Linked DNA regions of Homo sapiens: region 1 is linked to region 2. Evidence: chromatin loops called from intact Hi-C (ENCODE). Cell type or tissue: CD4-positive, alpha-beta T cell. All regions are shown on one strand. Region 1 has its middle 68 kb from the start of TNFAIP8. Region 2 overlaps LOC102723444 (a long non-coding RNA gene).

The links. Hi-C counts contacts between places; a loop is a spot of excess contacts. Peaks named below come from ENCODE experiments on the same cell type or tissue, not always from the same donor. Only the 100,000 strongest peaks of a DNase experiment are listed, where the experiment ranks them.
Region 1: a loop joins it to region 2, with 2.6 times the contacts of the local background. A loop is called at or near these places in 21 of 110 quality-filtered maps.

Annotation. Positions count from the first base shown.
Region 1 is chr5:119,283,974-119,291,973 of GRCh38, forward strand. It overlaps a transcript of TNFAIP8 not described here. Among named protein-coding and RNA genes, the nearest start is that of TNFAIP8, 68 kb to the right of the region's middle. RefSeq lists enhancers at 5,434-5,673, 6,132-6,181, 6,422-6,611. In CD4-positive, alpha-beta T cell, no CTCF peak of the experiment used is centred here; DNase peaks (open chromatin) are centred at 2,718, 3,678, 3,988, 6,468 and 2 weaker places; H3K4me3 peaks cover 3,037 bases; H3K27ac peaks cover 6,287 bases.
Region 2 is chr5:119,336,391-119,344,390 of GRCh38, forward strand. It overlaps LOC102723444 (a long non-coding RNA gene), which reads right to left. Exons shown (of 5, transcript XR_007058912.1): 5 at 3,396-8,000. It also overlaps a transcript of TNFAIP8 not described here. Among named protein-coding and RNA genes, the nearest start is that of TNFAIP8, 16 kb to the right of the region's middle. RefSeq lists enhancers at 3,815-3,954, 4,105-4,234, 4,495-4,624, 4,685-4,734. In CD4-positive, alpha-beta T cell, no CTCF peak of the experiment used is centred here; DNase peaks (open chromatin) are centred at 3,681, 4,301, 4,731, 7,481 and 5 weaker places; H3K4me3 peaks cover 4,097 bases; H3K27ac peaks cover 7,929 bases.

The sequences.
Region 1 (8,000 bases), 52 kb before region 2:
GCCTCTGGTTAGCCCATGTATGTGCCAAGTGTGGCAGTAAAGGCTGAGTAGTTTTTGACCACTTACTATGTGCCAGGCACTGTGCTAAGATCTCTCTGTACATTGCCACATTCTTCAATGGCAGTTTGAAATAAGTTCTATCATTATTATCCCCATTTTAAAGATGGGAAAACAGACTGCAAGAACTTAAGTTGTTACCCAAGGTCAGAGGCAATCTGATGTTCAAATCCGGTGGTTTCTAACCATATTGCCATAGTTCCTCTTGCAGGAACTATGCCACCTAGCCAGCTTGCAGGGGCTTGCTGGAGGGCAGTAACAGAGCTGGGTTCCAGAGGCTGCAGGATGGAGATCTTGAATATTGTAGAACAGTTCTTCAACAGAAAAAAAAAATCTTTTGAACAGATTTTTCTCAGAGCTATTTAAAAATCCCTGATTTAGGCCAGGCACCTATAATCCCAGCACTTTGGGAGGCTGAGATGGGTGGATCACTTGAGGCCAGGAGTTCAAGACCAGCTTGACCAACATGGCAAAACCCCCTCTCTAATAAAAATACAAAAATTAGCCCGGCATGGTGGTGCACGCCTGTAGTCCCAGCTCCTTGGGAGGCTGAGGCAGGAGAATCGCTTGAACCCAGGATGAGGAGGTTGCAGTGAGCCAAGATTGCATCGCTGCACTCCAGCCTGGGTGACAGAGCGAGGCTCCATCTAGAAAAAAAAAAAAAATTCTGTAGCATAAAAACATGACTCTAAGTCTCACAGCCTGAGTAGCCCCAGGTTTATAAATCCATTGTCAGGGCTGCAAACAACTTGAGAGCAACCTGCCTTGCTGATAACAAGTCAGCAGTGTTACTAGCATTTGCTTGTTAACAATACCTCAATAAGGGACAAGAAGAAGGGAGGTGAAACTTAAATGTGCCAATTTTGAAACTTGCTAGGCATTCTAGTAGTGAGTTTGGTGGAGAAAGAAGTTAAAATTATCTAAAAATAACGTTTTTGAATTTCTTACTATCTGTGCCATCTCTCCATATGTTGTCAGAATCTTTTTTTTTCTAATTTAAAGCATCATTTATACCCAGAGGAATATCATAGAGAAATTTTGCTTACATGGTCTTTTTGAAATAGTTAAGCAAAGGACGCAGCCATTATTTGGTACTAGGTAATGGGAAAAGCTCTGGACAGGCGAGCAGGAGGAGGCGAGCAGGCGAGCAGACTGGGTATATAATATTGCTGAGATGCTCAACCCCTCTGGGCCATAATTGGTATATCTAAGAAATGTGAGTTGTCAACTATAAATCATCTCTAATCCCTCAGTGTGAAAATTCTGTATTCTGATAATTGTCACATGTACTTTTCATTCTCATTTTAAGCATGGGAACCAGGGAGTCCAAAGCTACTGGTAGAGCCAGAGGGGTAGTATCCTGGGTCCCTGTGGGAAGGAGTGCTGACTGCCCCAGTGTGGAATGAGGAATTCTGCACAAGTGGCTTTGGGTGGGAAGTCAGGAAGAACTCTGGCCCCAGAGGCTTCCCAGGAGGCTCCAGAACTACAAAATGTTGCCTTGAGATAATCTTGTGAGTAGATTTATTTTTAGGCTATATTTGTGTTCCCTCTCATTGCTAAGATAAGTGACTGTTAACTATACTAACATACAAGGAAACTTTGCTAAATTATCTTTTACACAAGAGAGCCTATCTGTGAAAGTATCCAAGAAGCTGATACAAGTGACCACAAGTGAATTAATTTTGATACAAAAAGCGTTCATTACAGCATTGTTCTTAAGAATGAACAAAACAAAAACTCAAACCACTTAAATATGCATCAGCTGCTTACATACATGAGGGTGCTTCCTTGAGATGAAACACTGTGCAGCTTTAGAACAAGGTTGGTCTCTATGCACTGATATGGAAAGATCTCCAAGACAGATTAACTTAAAAAACAAAATACTGATCTCATTATGTGTAAAAAGGCATATTGTAAGTTTATGAGTACATACGCTTTTTTTTTAGAAGAATGAACAACATACTGTTAGTAGTAGAACTATGAGTTGAAAGAAAAAGTTTAACTTTTTATTTTATACTGTCTGTGTGTTTAAATTGTGTAATAAAAATATATTTGGCAAAGGAGGGAATTTAGATTTCAGTTCAGGTTTTGAGGCATTCTAGTACTTCCTTAGAAAAATCTGTGTAAAAAGTGCATGCTGAGAAAAGGTGGGCATTGTCTGGAAACTCTTCAGGCTCCCAATGTTGGGTAACTCCCTCACTGCACTTCCCCAGCCTTTACTATCCTCTTCTCAAAACAGAAATCTCTGGTTATTGATTCCTCTAACCCAGAATAGTCAATGGCTCCTAGTGTCTATTAAAAAAAAGTCCCGGTTGGCACGGTGGCTCACGCCTGTAATCCCAGCACTTTTGGAGGCCGAGGTGGGTGGATCACGAGGTCAGGAGATCGAGACCATCCTGGCTAACACGGTGAAACCCCGTCTCTACTAAAAATGCAAAAAAATTATCTGGGCATAGTGGCGGGCGCCTGTAATTCCAGCTACTCTGGAGGCTGAGGCAGGAGAATGGCGAGAACCCGGGAGGCAGAGCTTGCAGAGAGCCAAGAATGAGCCCCTGTGCTCCAGCCAGGGCGACAGAGCAAGACTCCCTCTCAAAAAAAAAAAAAAAAAGTCCCAAAGAGCATCATGGCAGAGCAGACAGGGTATGGGCCTGCCCTGTGAGTTTGTCATCTTGCATTTGGGCAATGTTTGTGGTGGCTCTGCCATGCCCCAGTCACAGTGTTAGTGCGGGAATACAAAGGTGAACTGCATGCTGTGAAACTGTATGCAACTTCCTCTAGCCTCAGTCTTCCCACTTACAAGACAAGTTGTCAGGATTAAATAGAACAACAAATGCACAGAGCCCAGAGGACAATATTTGCTCGCTTGCCCCATCCTTCTCTCCATGTCCAAGGCCAGATGTGATGCCTACTCCTCCTCTGAGTGTCTCCTTTGGTTCCCATTTCTAAACCCTGCATTGTTCCAGAACGCATCGCAAGCATCCCTTCCTTTGCCTGGTTGTATTGCCCCTTTCCTGCACTGCCCATTGCTTCTCTTTCCTGGACATCATTAGCCTACCCTTTAGGAGCCAGTTCAGATGCTGCCTCCTCCAGGAAACCTTTTCTGGTCCAGAAGTCATCTCTTCCTCTTAAGGTTTTGTGTAGTTCTTTCTAGTCTCCTTTCTTTATATTGATTCTATCACTTACAGCATTCCTCCTTAGTTTGCAGCTTTCTGTGCCTTACTAGGATAGCTTCCAGGGGACAGTAACCAAGTTTTTTTTTTTTTTTTTTTTGCTTTTTTTCCCCAGCTTTACTGAGATATAATTGACACATAAAAATTGTATATATTCAAGGGGTAGAATGTGATGATTTGATGTGTAATGATTACCACAGTCAAGTTAATTAACACATCCTTCATCACACATAGTTACCGTGTGTGTGTATGTGTGGTGGGAACACTTAAAATCTGCTCTATTAGTAAATTTCAAGTAAACAATACAGAATTATTAACTATAGTCGCCGTGCTGTATATTAGATCTCCAGAACTTACTCATCTTATAACTGAAGGTTTGTATCAACAACTCCCCATTCCCCACCCTCCAAACCCAGCCCCTGGCAGCTGCTGTTCTGCTGTCTGCTTCTAGGAAGTAACTCAGTTTTGTTATCTCTAGAACTCATCTTTGTGCCCGTGTTCTCAGTAAATATGTGTTAACGAATGACTTCATTTTTAGGATTTGCCTAAATATCATTTTTACTTTCACTTAAGGGATTATTTTAGTTTCAACTAAAAATTAGAACATTTCCTTGAAATCCACTCTGTTTAGCAGGCTAGACACAGTTTCTTTCCCCATGCAGGGATTAAACTTGAAAATTGTGGCTTTACTAACCCTGAGGAATTTTTAGGAGGAGACCAGGCAGGCATCTTATCTCAGTTGGTCTAGACAGTCACCACCTTGTACGTGAGTAATTGGCCCATAAGCTCTTGTCTGATGAGGTGAGATGTTATCCTGATAATTTAAAAAGCAAACATACTACCCCCATTACTAAGACAACTCCCAGCAAAAGTAAAGGAAATGTATAAAGAAAAAACAGTAAGGTTATAGAGGTGTGTGTGAAAACATCTGTTTCATTTCTCATATTCCTTTCCATCCTCATCTGTGGTTATATATAGCTGTGACCATAGAATATACACAGTTTAATGTTCTGTTTCCTCTTAACATTATTTTGTACACAGTTTTTCATGTTTTTATGGACACTTGATATGTTTCTAAATGAAACAATTGGAGTTCAGTTGATTGTTGCCTTTCCTGAGAGAGAAATGGAGAGTGTGAAACAAAGGTGTACCTTGAGGGAATGTCAGCATCATCTATTCCTAAAAGGCACGGTCTTATTCTGATGTTGCTAAATTTTACTGGAGCAAAAACATTAACAAATGATTTGATTGATGTTTGCAGCACAATCAATGGGATTAAGGTCTTGAGCCACTGGAAAAAAGTTTTCTTTAATTAAATACACATCTTTAAGAGATTAGACAGAGTTTTGCTCAAGCAATGGCTCTTTATTTAGAAAAGCTGTTGGGAACAGCTGGAAGGCAGCCTTTCCTTATCAACAGGCTTGTATAACTAACCCCAAGTTGTTTGCTAATAAATTTCAGGTCCCTAACACTAATAGGATGAAATAATTTTACATAGAAGGATCAATCTCTAACCTCTTTTTTCAGAAGAAACTAATCTGACTGGTGCCTATAGGCAATGAGGTGTGTTTAACATATGGAAAGAATTAGACTAAATACCAGAATCTCTTTGAAGTTTGTGGATGTAGTCTCCAAAGAGAGAGAAGGGCATTTAAAATTAAACTGCACAGAATTATAACAAGCACTTACTACTCATTCTTGGAATGAATCTTGCTTTGGCCCTAGGCTAAATTGTCTAGATTTGTGCTCCTTTTGTTGGCTTAAAGCCACATTCACTCCTTTTTACAGTGAGAACCAACTGCTTCCTAGCACGGTTTTGTAGCTTTCTTTTATGGAGGTTCTTAATTATTTTGCTATTTCTTTCATCATGCAGAGTCATTAATACAAATGTTGATTCAAAGTAAATTTACCTGCTGGGCCAGCTTACCTGTTAGGAATTAGTGTATTTTATATCATGATCACACCTTACTATACTTATTGTATACAATCAAATCTCCTATAATTTCGCAAAGGGATACTTATCAGACTTGTGTTCCCAATAGTGTGTATCTTTGTGTGGTATCTGTGGTTTTATTTGTGAAAGAACTGCCAAAAGATTGGTCCAGGTTTGTTTCTGTTTTTATTTATGACTTAAAGAGAGGCATTCGGTCTTACTAGTCACCCAGAGCAGTTTCACTGGATCCCAAGAAGACCTAAGAGGACTGTTAGGTTTGTAAGAGAAGGACTGTGCTAGGCTGTACTTAGCCATAACTTCAAGAGAAGACCTGTATTGGGCTGGAAACCTCTTTTAAAGATTGGAGAATTCAGAAGAAATCTTGTCAAATAAAAACTTATGAAATGCTATCAGTTTCTGGGGCTGAGGCAGGGTGCCTGGCACAAGGGGATTCTACCAGGTTCAAGCTGCTTAGACATGGCTGACTGACACCAAATCCTGTACATGGCTGCTGTTTATTATTGCCAGCCTCTTCCTCCTGTTCCCATCACTAATTCTTGCCTTGCTCCAATGCCCATTTACCACCTCTGACACTTTGAAGCTGCTCTTGCCCTGGGATAAGTTAGGAAAGCCAGAGTGGGAGAAAAGTCCGAGGTAGAAGTGAGGCGAGATCTCTCTATATTTTTGGCAGTATTTTCTAAAAGCCAGGGCTGGGATCAGAATTCAGGCTGCCAGCTGTTACTACTTTCACACTACTAAGTCCTTAAAGTTAAAAATAAATTACAAAATCATTCAAAACCATTATGAAGTCAGTCCAAGACACAGCTTCACCAACGATTTCATTAAGTTTAAAAATTCTCTCATCATTCAGTCAACTAATGATTACTAAATGTCTTACTAAAGCATGCAGAGTTGAAAAATGTTAAAGAAAGAAATTCTCTGCCCTCTAGGACTTATTAATCTAGTTGTAAGAAAAATGTTAGGACAGAAATAATTGGAATGCAATACAGCATACATAAGTGAAGTGTAGTAGTTGTCTGTTGCTGCATAACAGATTACTAAAACTTAGTAGCTAAAAACAACAAAAAACATTTATGGTTACATACACTTTCTGTGGGTCAGGAATTTGAGAGCTACTTAGCTGGTTGGTTCTGGCTTGAGGTCTCCCATAGGATTGTAGTCGGTGAGCTGGCCAGGTCAACAGATATCTGAACATTCTCTGCGGCTGGAGAATCCAGTTCTAAGCTGGTTCACTTATGCAGCTGGCAAGTGGTAGTCGCTCTAGGCAGGAAATCTCACTTCCTCAATATGTAAACCTCTTCACAGGTTTATTGGAGTGTCCTCATGACATGGTGGATGACTCTTCTTAGAGTGAGTGATCCAAGGGAACATAAGGTGGAAGCCTCAGATGTCTCCTATGATCAAGCTTTGCTTGATCTCCATTGCTGTTGGTGTGTGACTTATTGGTTACACAGGTCATATGGGAGGGGATTACACAAAAGAATGAATATCAGGAGGTGGGAATCATTGGGGGCATCTTGGAGACTGGCTGTATGAAGAGGCGAAGATCTGCATAATAATGGAAAGAAGTGTTGGGATGCCTCAAAGGAAGGAGGCAGAATGTAAAATTGATGGATTTTCAGTAGCTGAGGTTGAGGGAAAGGGTGTTGGCTGAGATAGGGCATCAGGAGCAAAGCAGGGCGGACAGCAGCTGGTGTCAGTGTGTTCAAGGGACATTAATGGAGCAGTGTGGCTGGAGTAAAGCCTGGTCAGGTAGGAAGGGGTCAGGGCCTGTAGGGTCTTGCATGCCAAGCTAAGGAGTTTGGACTTTCTTTGATTATTAGTGATGGGTCTTTGAAGGTTTTTGAGCAGGCAACTGACATAATCATTGGCATATTTTAGCTTTAGTTTGTGTATGACCTTTAGGGTTTTGGTGCCCTTCTCGTTTGTTTCCAGTATTATCCAGGTAGTCAGCTCTCTAATTTCTAAAATTGTGTAACACTTTTGCCCATGTCCCTTGATCACATACTACCTTGTACTATTTAACTTTTCGTGTATTTATCTTGTTATCACAAGTAGATAGCAAGGGCTATAGGGCCATGTCTTTATCTGTTTCTATTTCCCCTGCTGTATCTAGCACACTGGGTGCCCAATAACTACCTGCTAGCTGCTTGGATAATAGCAGCCAATTGCTACATGTGTGTACAGCCACTGTTTTCGGCCTGTCATGCATAATTTACAGTTAAGCATTTTTCAAAAGAGGGAGCAATTGCAGTGGATTCGATTTACGTAAGTGGAAAAAAGTGTTCAGAATCAGTTCTGCGTGCTTGGCATTTGCCATAACATTTTTAGGAAATTTGGAATAATAATTTTATTTTTAAAAACTCATGGATTATTTTTAGCTTCAAAGAGTGTTCTTATTTTGCGTAAGTTAAACTAATGAGGCAGTACCAGCCACGGAGTGCAGGAAGGGCTGCTTTCATCTTTGAATAGTGAAAGGCAGCCTCTTTCATGCATATGTTTATGGGATAAAATTCCTTTTTAGGATTTGGGGCAGAGTTTTTTCCCTCTTATGCCCCTTAGTTTGAATGGAATAGTCATTCATTGTCCTTGTATTTTCGTTGCCCGGGTAAGTATTTCACTCAAGAGATAGTTTCAAGAAAGTTGGAGATTTCTTCTTTCAAACTAGCAAAGACATTTTTGCTTTTGTCTCTTGAAAATCTCCCTCAAACTAAAAGAATGAAAATCAGGAATGCAGACTGTATCCTTATAAACCTTGGAGACATCTGTAACCCTGACCCATACAGGACCTAAAGATAGAAAGCAGATGAAGTGATGGC
Region 2 (8,000 bases):
GTCTGAGAGGAAGAAAAGTGCTGTGGGCTCCTCCAGCACCTGTGTTTCAACCTGGTTCATCTTAGATATTCCCCTGCTGTGTCTCTGTCTACCTATAGAGGCCTCATAACAAACACAGAAAGCCTTAGACTTCTTATACTTCTTATTTCAGAGAAATACTCTGCTGAATATTGCCTTGCTTTGTTTTGCTATGGAGATAAATCCTTCAGGTTTTCCCAATGGTATTCTGCCCATTAGCTGTGAAGCACAAGAACCTACAGTCTCATAAAGCCTCCCCTATTTCTTATTTGCATTCATTTTTAAGCTATTTGGATATAATAAATATAAAATTTCTACAGTCCTAAGAAGTTTGATCACCCCATTCTCAGTATCACCCCCTCACCCTGAAAGTTGGTAAGACTGAATATTAAATGTTATTTAAAATGAATTTGAAAACAGGATTACTAGTTGAGGAGAGAATGTGAACTCGCCACCAAGTACAGCTTAACATGGACCATTTTGGCCCAATACTCATTGTCTTCTTGTTTTACTTTGAAAAAGCTCAAGCCTTTTTTTCCCCTTCTATCTCCTTTAGATCTTATGACCATTGTCCTCTGGACACAGGCCAAATCCTCTAATATCACTTTATGATGAAAGTCTGGCCAGTGCTAAGTATAGAAGAAAATGACTTTGTGCTGTCATCGGCATTGTCTCCTGTTTAATTGTCTCCTAGCCTGTATCCAGTGGACAAAGTGACATGAAATATTTGCTTGTGGAGAGAACTCATCCTGAATTCTCTTGCCTCATTCTTTCCCTTCCTGTTATAGCAGAGCTCCCATTCTAGACTATATGAGATTTACCTCATCATCATATCTTGCACTTGCATTTGTTTGTATAGCACTATTTCTTTTTTGCCAACCAAGGTGATTTCATGTTTATTTGTATATGTTGTCTATAAATGAGCTTGACATCCCACCAGCTTGAGCCATTAGGGTTAGCATTGATTTGCTTCCTTTGGTATCATTTCTCCTTTCAGTAAAATTGCCTGTCACTAGAACCTGAGGGCATAGACCTCTGTGGTCTTTTGGTTTCTATTTTTAGGAGAGTGGTGCTCCTCAGGGAGCTATCTGAGCTGGATTTGATGAGAAGCTAAGAATGAGTGCTTGCTGGAGGTAATTTCGTTATCAAAACTCAGGGTCATGTGCTTGGAAGTTAGCAGCCAGAAAAAAAAATAAAATAAAAAATGCCAAGGCTAATAGGACAACAAAGTACATGCAGAAATGCAGATATTAATGCGGGGCTGCCGTGAGCAGTAGGCCGTAAGAAAGCTTGACAAGAAGCATTTCTCCAGTTCCTGTTTACCATCTAAACTGGAGCATTACAGCATTTGCTGCATGTGGGAGATGGAGAATGAGAGTGCTCAGTTAAAGTTGCCACCAAAGAAAGCCTCATTAACACCCTAACTGATTTCCCCAGCTTCCAGAAAATCTTTCTGTTGGAATTCAGCATCTCAGCTGTAAGACTGCCAAGTAGAAGTGCAGAAATGCAGTTTGCTGTCTGCGGAGCCGCAGGTGGACTTTGAGCACATTCTAAGACAAAAATCTGGCCAGACCTTAATAGGCCAGGGCTTTCCGCTGATTTGCCCCTCTCCTGCTAACTGCTGAATAATGTTCCTCCCCTTCACCACATGTGCCCCTGAGCTCCTCACCACACCTTCAGCTCCTGGGAGAGATCCCAGGGCAGACCTGACATCCTCATTCCTGGCTCCTTATTCCAGATTGGAATCTGGAACTTTGACACACACACACACACACACACACACACACACACACACACACACACCTTCTCAGCACCTAGTCACACCCTACAAGTCTTGTCCTTTTTGCTCCTGTCAGGCAGGCAGCCACCCCCAGTATGACAAGGATATTCTCACATGGGGATTATCAGGAAGCCCCGTCAGGAAGGGTAGGGCAGCATCAAGCTGTGAGTCGGAGAGGAAGATCAGGGACCCAGGTCCTACCTTACAGACCCCCTACCCCATCTGTGCCTCTGTGGTGTCTTAGCATCCACCCATTTTTCCCCAGCCTTAGGACTCTGCTCTCTGCTATCAGTCACCAGACAGGCCAGACATGGCCCTGCTGGAGAGGAGGCTTTCGGGCTACCCTCTGGCCTTTGTTGGACAGCAGGCTTGAGGAAATGGGCAAAAGCATTGATCAGTTGTGCATCCTTGGGCTCCTTCACTCACTGTCCTTCAGGTGTTGGGAATGTTGTAAAGCCAGCAGCAAGATTAGAAATTTTCATGCACTATTCCTCCTTAGCTGCCCAGGATGTTACATCCGTTGTGGCTTTTACTGTACAAGAAAGAGAAACCCCAAGTTAGACTTGTTCATACAAAAGAGATTTTTTTGTTGGCTCACATAACTGGAACAAAGTTTTGATTTAGCAGTTCAGTGATGTCAAGAACCTATTTTCTAGCTTGGGCAACATCGTGAGACTGAGACTCTATATATACAAAAAGTAAAAAAGAATTAGCCTGGCATGGTGGTGTGTACCTGTAGTCCCAGCTACTCAGGAGGCTTAGGCGGGAGGATGTCTTGAGCCCAGGAATTTGAGGCTGCATTGAGCTATGATTGTGCTACTGCACTTCAGCCTGGAAATAGAGCAAGACTTTGTCTCTTAAAACAAAAAAAAAAGGCCCCATTTTCTGCCTTCTGTGATTGAGCTTCATCCTGAATTGGCGTCTCTGATGTTGATAAAATTCTACAGCAATTCTAGACTTCATATCCACCATACACTGTCCAGAAGGAGAGAGAGAACTGGCTTCTTGTAGTTGTGTCAGAGAAGCAAGTGACTTTTTCCAGAAGCCCCCAACACATTTCTGATGCCTCAGTGACCAGCTTATTGGCTATGGCATCTGCTGTGATGATTGGCTTAGGCTTGGGTTGCCTAAACTCGTCACTCTGTGGCAAGGGGGTATGGGATTTCTGTGATTTATTTAAAATGATCAGGATTGCTACCCAGGGAGAGAGAAATGGACATGCTGTTGGGTCAGCCACGATGTCTACTACACAGGTCTCCTCTTGTGGTGTTTTTTTTTTTTTTTTTTTTTTTAAACTGAGTTTCTCTAATTTGGTGACTGGCTATGGTATGTAGTAAATGGGGCCCTGTATATGGGATTGCCAACCCCTGATGACAAATGTCAGATGCTATCAGGGAGAGCAAGAACACAGATTTTGTGAACCACAGTAGCACTGCAGATCACAAAGGGATTCTCAGAGGTCGATAAAGCATCACCAAGGTACTAGAAGGTTTGGTAAGTTGAACAATGAGAATAAGAAGTAGAGCAAATTAATTATAGACAGCTCTTCAATCTATGGTAATTACATGCTCCGATAAAACACTGAAGTCCAATATAATTTGTATTTAAAAACTGTTTAATAAGGCCATATGTTTCTGCAAAGAATGGCCTTACATTTCATAACTATGACCTTAATCACCATATTTGATTAATTATTTTATCTATTTTAATGGAAATAAATGGGCTGTGGATAATGTAAAGCTTTGGAAGCTGCACACAAATAAATGAAATGGGGCAATCAGTCATAGAGAGTTTCATTTAGTTTTCTCTAGATGAGTGCTCCAGGAGGATGGCTGTCTAGAGCAGGGGAAGGGTCTGGGGCAACATTCAGAAGGCTGGTGAAAATGAAAGTCACAGTGACACAAGAAAACACCATCTTGTGGTAAGTCAGTTGGAGCAGAAGAGGTAGCCATTTATCTTTTAGATGAAATCTGTGGCTGGAGTATCGGATTCCAAACTCCACAGCGTTGTCCCTAGCCAGCCAATCTTCCCCACCACATGAAATGTGTGGAAATATACGCACAGGGGGCCAGCCAGAGCAGAGGAACCCTTTATTACCAGGGGGGCTTTCACCCAGACCCTAACAAGGAACTTGAGTGAGCTAGACTGCCCATGTGGGTCACAGAAATTCGATTCAGGAACATTGGGCTAGGCTGCAGAGGACCACTGTGCCCAAAGGCATGCCCTGCTCCCGGGAGGCTGGTTGCAGAAAGGAGCTCTGAGCTCCTGAGGCCACCATGGAGGTCCTGGAGATTTAATTCTATTAATAGTTCCTCTTAAGATACTCACCATATCAACTTGCTGGGCCTGTTTTCTCATTTGTGAACAAGTTTGAGGAATGGGGAGATTGAATAAGACAACCTCGAAACCTTCCTTTGAGCATTAGCTTTCCGATTCTTGGGTTCTGGGCAGGGTGTGGCAGGAAGTGTCATGGAGAGCTGAGGTGGGGGTAGGGGTGGGGACTTTGGTCCTCCATATCCGGACATATGAACAGACAGGTGATGGCACAGTTTCTGTGGTATGTGCTGCAGATGTCTTAAATAGCCACCAAGTGGCTGGACTGGCTGAGTGGCGGTTTGAATTGCACCAAGTTGAGTATTTTTAGTTGGATACCACAGATAGTGCATTTATGGCCTTAGTTCACCGAATAGAGGGGTCGTTTCCTTTGCCGAACCAGAATTGGATGTTGGCTGCCAGGCTTGTGTTCTGGGACATCCAGATGTCGGGGTATTGTGGGAGCGGTGCACATGAAGGAAGCTCAGTGACTCCTGGCAGGTACTTCTGTTATAAAGCGGTTTCAAAGCCGTAGACACCTTTTATTCAGGGCTGGTAAGCTTCACTGGTGTTTTTGGTCTCCTGCTTTTTTTTTTTTTTTTTTAAATCTGATTACAATGGTGTTGCACACTGTTGTGGTTTATCGTTTTTTAGTGATCCTGTTGCTCAATAACCCTCCAGTGCTCTGCTCTGAAACAGCACCAGAACTCCACCTAAGCGAGAGATTGCTTATTTGTTTTTAATGTTAGTCTATATAAGTCAATGGTCCCAAACTCAAATGTCCACAGGAACCAGGCAAGTAATATGAATGTGTAAATAGTGCTCTATGTGAACAATCTCAAGTCGTGAGACCTGTGGTAAATTTAGAAACAACAGGTCTCATCTAAAGGCATTGAAGTTCAGTTAAAAAACTTAAAACAAACAAAGAAACAAAAAACTACATGAGGTGGGTTCGGTCCCAAGGCTACCAGCTTACGATCCTTGGGCTATAAGCCATCTGACTTCAACTATCACTGCTGTGTTTGCTCAGTCTCAGAGGTACCGTATTTATGGATGTGAGCCTTTTATAGTTTCATTTATATACTTGATTTCAGCTTTTGCCTTAGATGAGAAGACTGGCTAACTCTGGGATAAGAGTGCCACCAAAATTTTCACCCACAGATTGGAAGCACATCAAAAGAAATCATATCTTCACGGAAGTCATTTTTTTTTGGTTCCTGGCCTTTAGGGGCTGAATCTGTTTAGAGAAGTAGAGATGGAAATCTCAATCAAAACAGTTCTGAGTATTTTACATCATTTAAAAAAATTTGCATCACTGAAGAGAAGGAACCCTAATCATTTGAAACTCTCACTTCTGCTTTGCAAGTTGTCTGCTGGCTATATTCAGTCCTCTTTGTCTTCTTGGTCTTAGGCAGGCATGGGGTTAGTGGCCAGGGCAGAACTGGGAATGGGACAAGTTTGTGTTCATTCTTCTCCCTACCCTTGTAACAGCCTTAATTTCTGTATCTCTGTTTCCTATCTGGGGTGCCCTCTAGTCCTCATCTCTGAAGGGAAGGAACAAAGAGATGAGTGAATTCTTTACTCTTAGCTGTTAGTCATCCACCGGCTTTTCCTCCAAGGGATGTTTAGTGTTTTTAAAAGAACCTGATGGTAGAACAGAAAATCAGAGTTTAACCCAAGGTATCACCCTTCTAATGATAGTATTTCCTGTACTGCTAAGAGCATAATCTGGGGCTTGGTAGCCTCTCAGAGATAGCACCTTGTGTTGTCCCCTTTAGGTTAGAGCTGCGGAACCAGCACCAGCCACTGAACATGAAGAAGGTTTTGACTTTATCTTTTTAAATTTGCATTATTCAGACCCATGTCAGAGTCCACGAAAATTCTTGCAAATGTGTTTTTGTAAGAGCTGGGTGTCACCCTGCTTCCCCGTATTTGGTGTTGGCCAATGGGAGAGTTATGGGAATGTCATATTCCTTCCTCAAAGCCACTTAAAGCTGTGCTAAATTTGCAGGGTTTTTTTTTGATAATGCTTTCTCCTCAGGGTACTCTCTCAACTTACTCCCTTCAGGAAAATTTCTTGAATGAATAGTCCACCAGTGCTGTCTCTGCTTTCTCAACACCAGATCATTCTGCAACCTCTTGCAATTTGGCTGCTATCTCTAGTCATGTTACTAAGTTATCTTTCTCAAAGAATCTCCATTGGTCACCCAACCATCATAGCCATTGGTCTTCAGCCTTCACTTCTGACTGGTTATTCTCTACCTGGGGGCATTTTTCTTTCTTTTCTCCCTCTCTTCCTCTTCTTTGGCTGGCGTTACTTTTTTCAGTCTCTGAAGGGAAGCTCACTCCTAGGAGACTTGCTTAATAGAATGTTTATCGCCTGCATGTCTTTAGCAAAGAGGTGTCTGGAATTCCCATCTGGGATTTATTAGTCTAAATATTCAGGTGGTCCAGTGCCGGATGTTAGTTCTTAACTTAAAGGAAACAAAGTTTCCAATCCGAGGATGGTGAGATTGCTGCTGTTCTACAGTGGGCAGCCGCTGCTGGTGTCTTGCTTGCCCTGGAAATGCCATCAACTGAAATGGAATTTTGTTCAATCCATCTTATTAATAGTTCCTAAAGCAATTGTGGTGGGGTTGATAGGTGGCTAGTAAGGTTGCCTCTGTAAAGATAAGCACAATCCATTAATTAAGTCTGGAGTCCACTGGACTTCTACCGGGGATGTTTGCATTTGCTCGGCACTCTGTTTATAAGGATGTCGAAGGAAGTGCGTCCATTCTGTGCATGTTGTAAAACAGAAGGTTTGCAGCTGTCAGATTTATTTTTTTCTTGGCTCCTTTTCTGACAGAACTTTTGTAAACTTGATAGTTTTATAGATTGTCGAAAATTACTAACCTCGGTTCTGCAGATGCCATGCAGATTTTCTTGTCTTGTTTTCTTTCTTTGAAGATAGCAGATATTTATGTACATAGTTTCTTGTAAGGTACTTTTTGGGGAAGAGGAGATTAAGATTATTCTTATATGCTATCATAATTCAGTATTATGAAATTATTAAATGATTATTTTATTAGTTATATAGTGCTTTGAAAGTGTCCAGCATGCATTGTATGCTCTAGAAAGGAGAACAAACAAATGCAAGGTATAATCTTGTGTTTTAAATAGCTTATGGAGCTGCCTCAAAGACAACTAACATCAAGATTATCAACTTTAAGTATAGCACAAGTTCACTGTAGAAGTATAGGTCCACTGTGGGCTTCAGTAGGCTTTTAAGAGGAGTTGGGACCTGAGTATGGCTTTGGGTAGGGTAAAAAGCGGATATAACAGCTGAAAAAATAGACCAGCAGCAGCTGCCCCCGCTGTGTGACCACACAGGGTGTCATGATTCATCATAAGGTTTGTCTCAAGTAATTTCCAGTTAATGAAAACAAGTGTCAAAAATTTCTGAATGATTCCTTTTCAAACCACTCATATCTATGTGTGTGTGGGCGCACATTCATGATTTTGCCTCAAGTAGCATCATTCACACTCACTTGCATTGCCATTGCTTTCTTTGAGAGTGAGAAGTTGGTACTTCAGCTGGTGTATTAGTCTGTTTTGCATTGCCAAAAAGAAGAACCTGAGTAATTTATAAAGAAAAGAGGTTTATTTGGCTCCTGATTCTGCAGGCTATGCAAGCATGGCACCAGCATCTGCTCAGTTTCTGTTGAGGCTTCAGGAAGTTTTTCCTCATGGCAGAGGTGAAGAAGGAGCAGATGTGTCACACAGAGAGGGAGCAAGAGAGAGGGGAGGAGGTACCAGGCTCTTTTAAAGAACCAGCTCTCGCATGAACTCATAGAGCAAGGACTCACTCGTTACCATGGGGAGGGCACCAAGCCATTCATTAAGGATC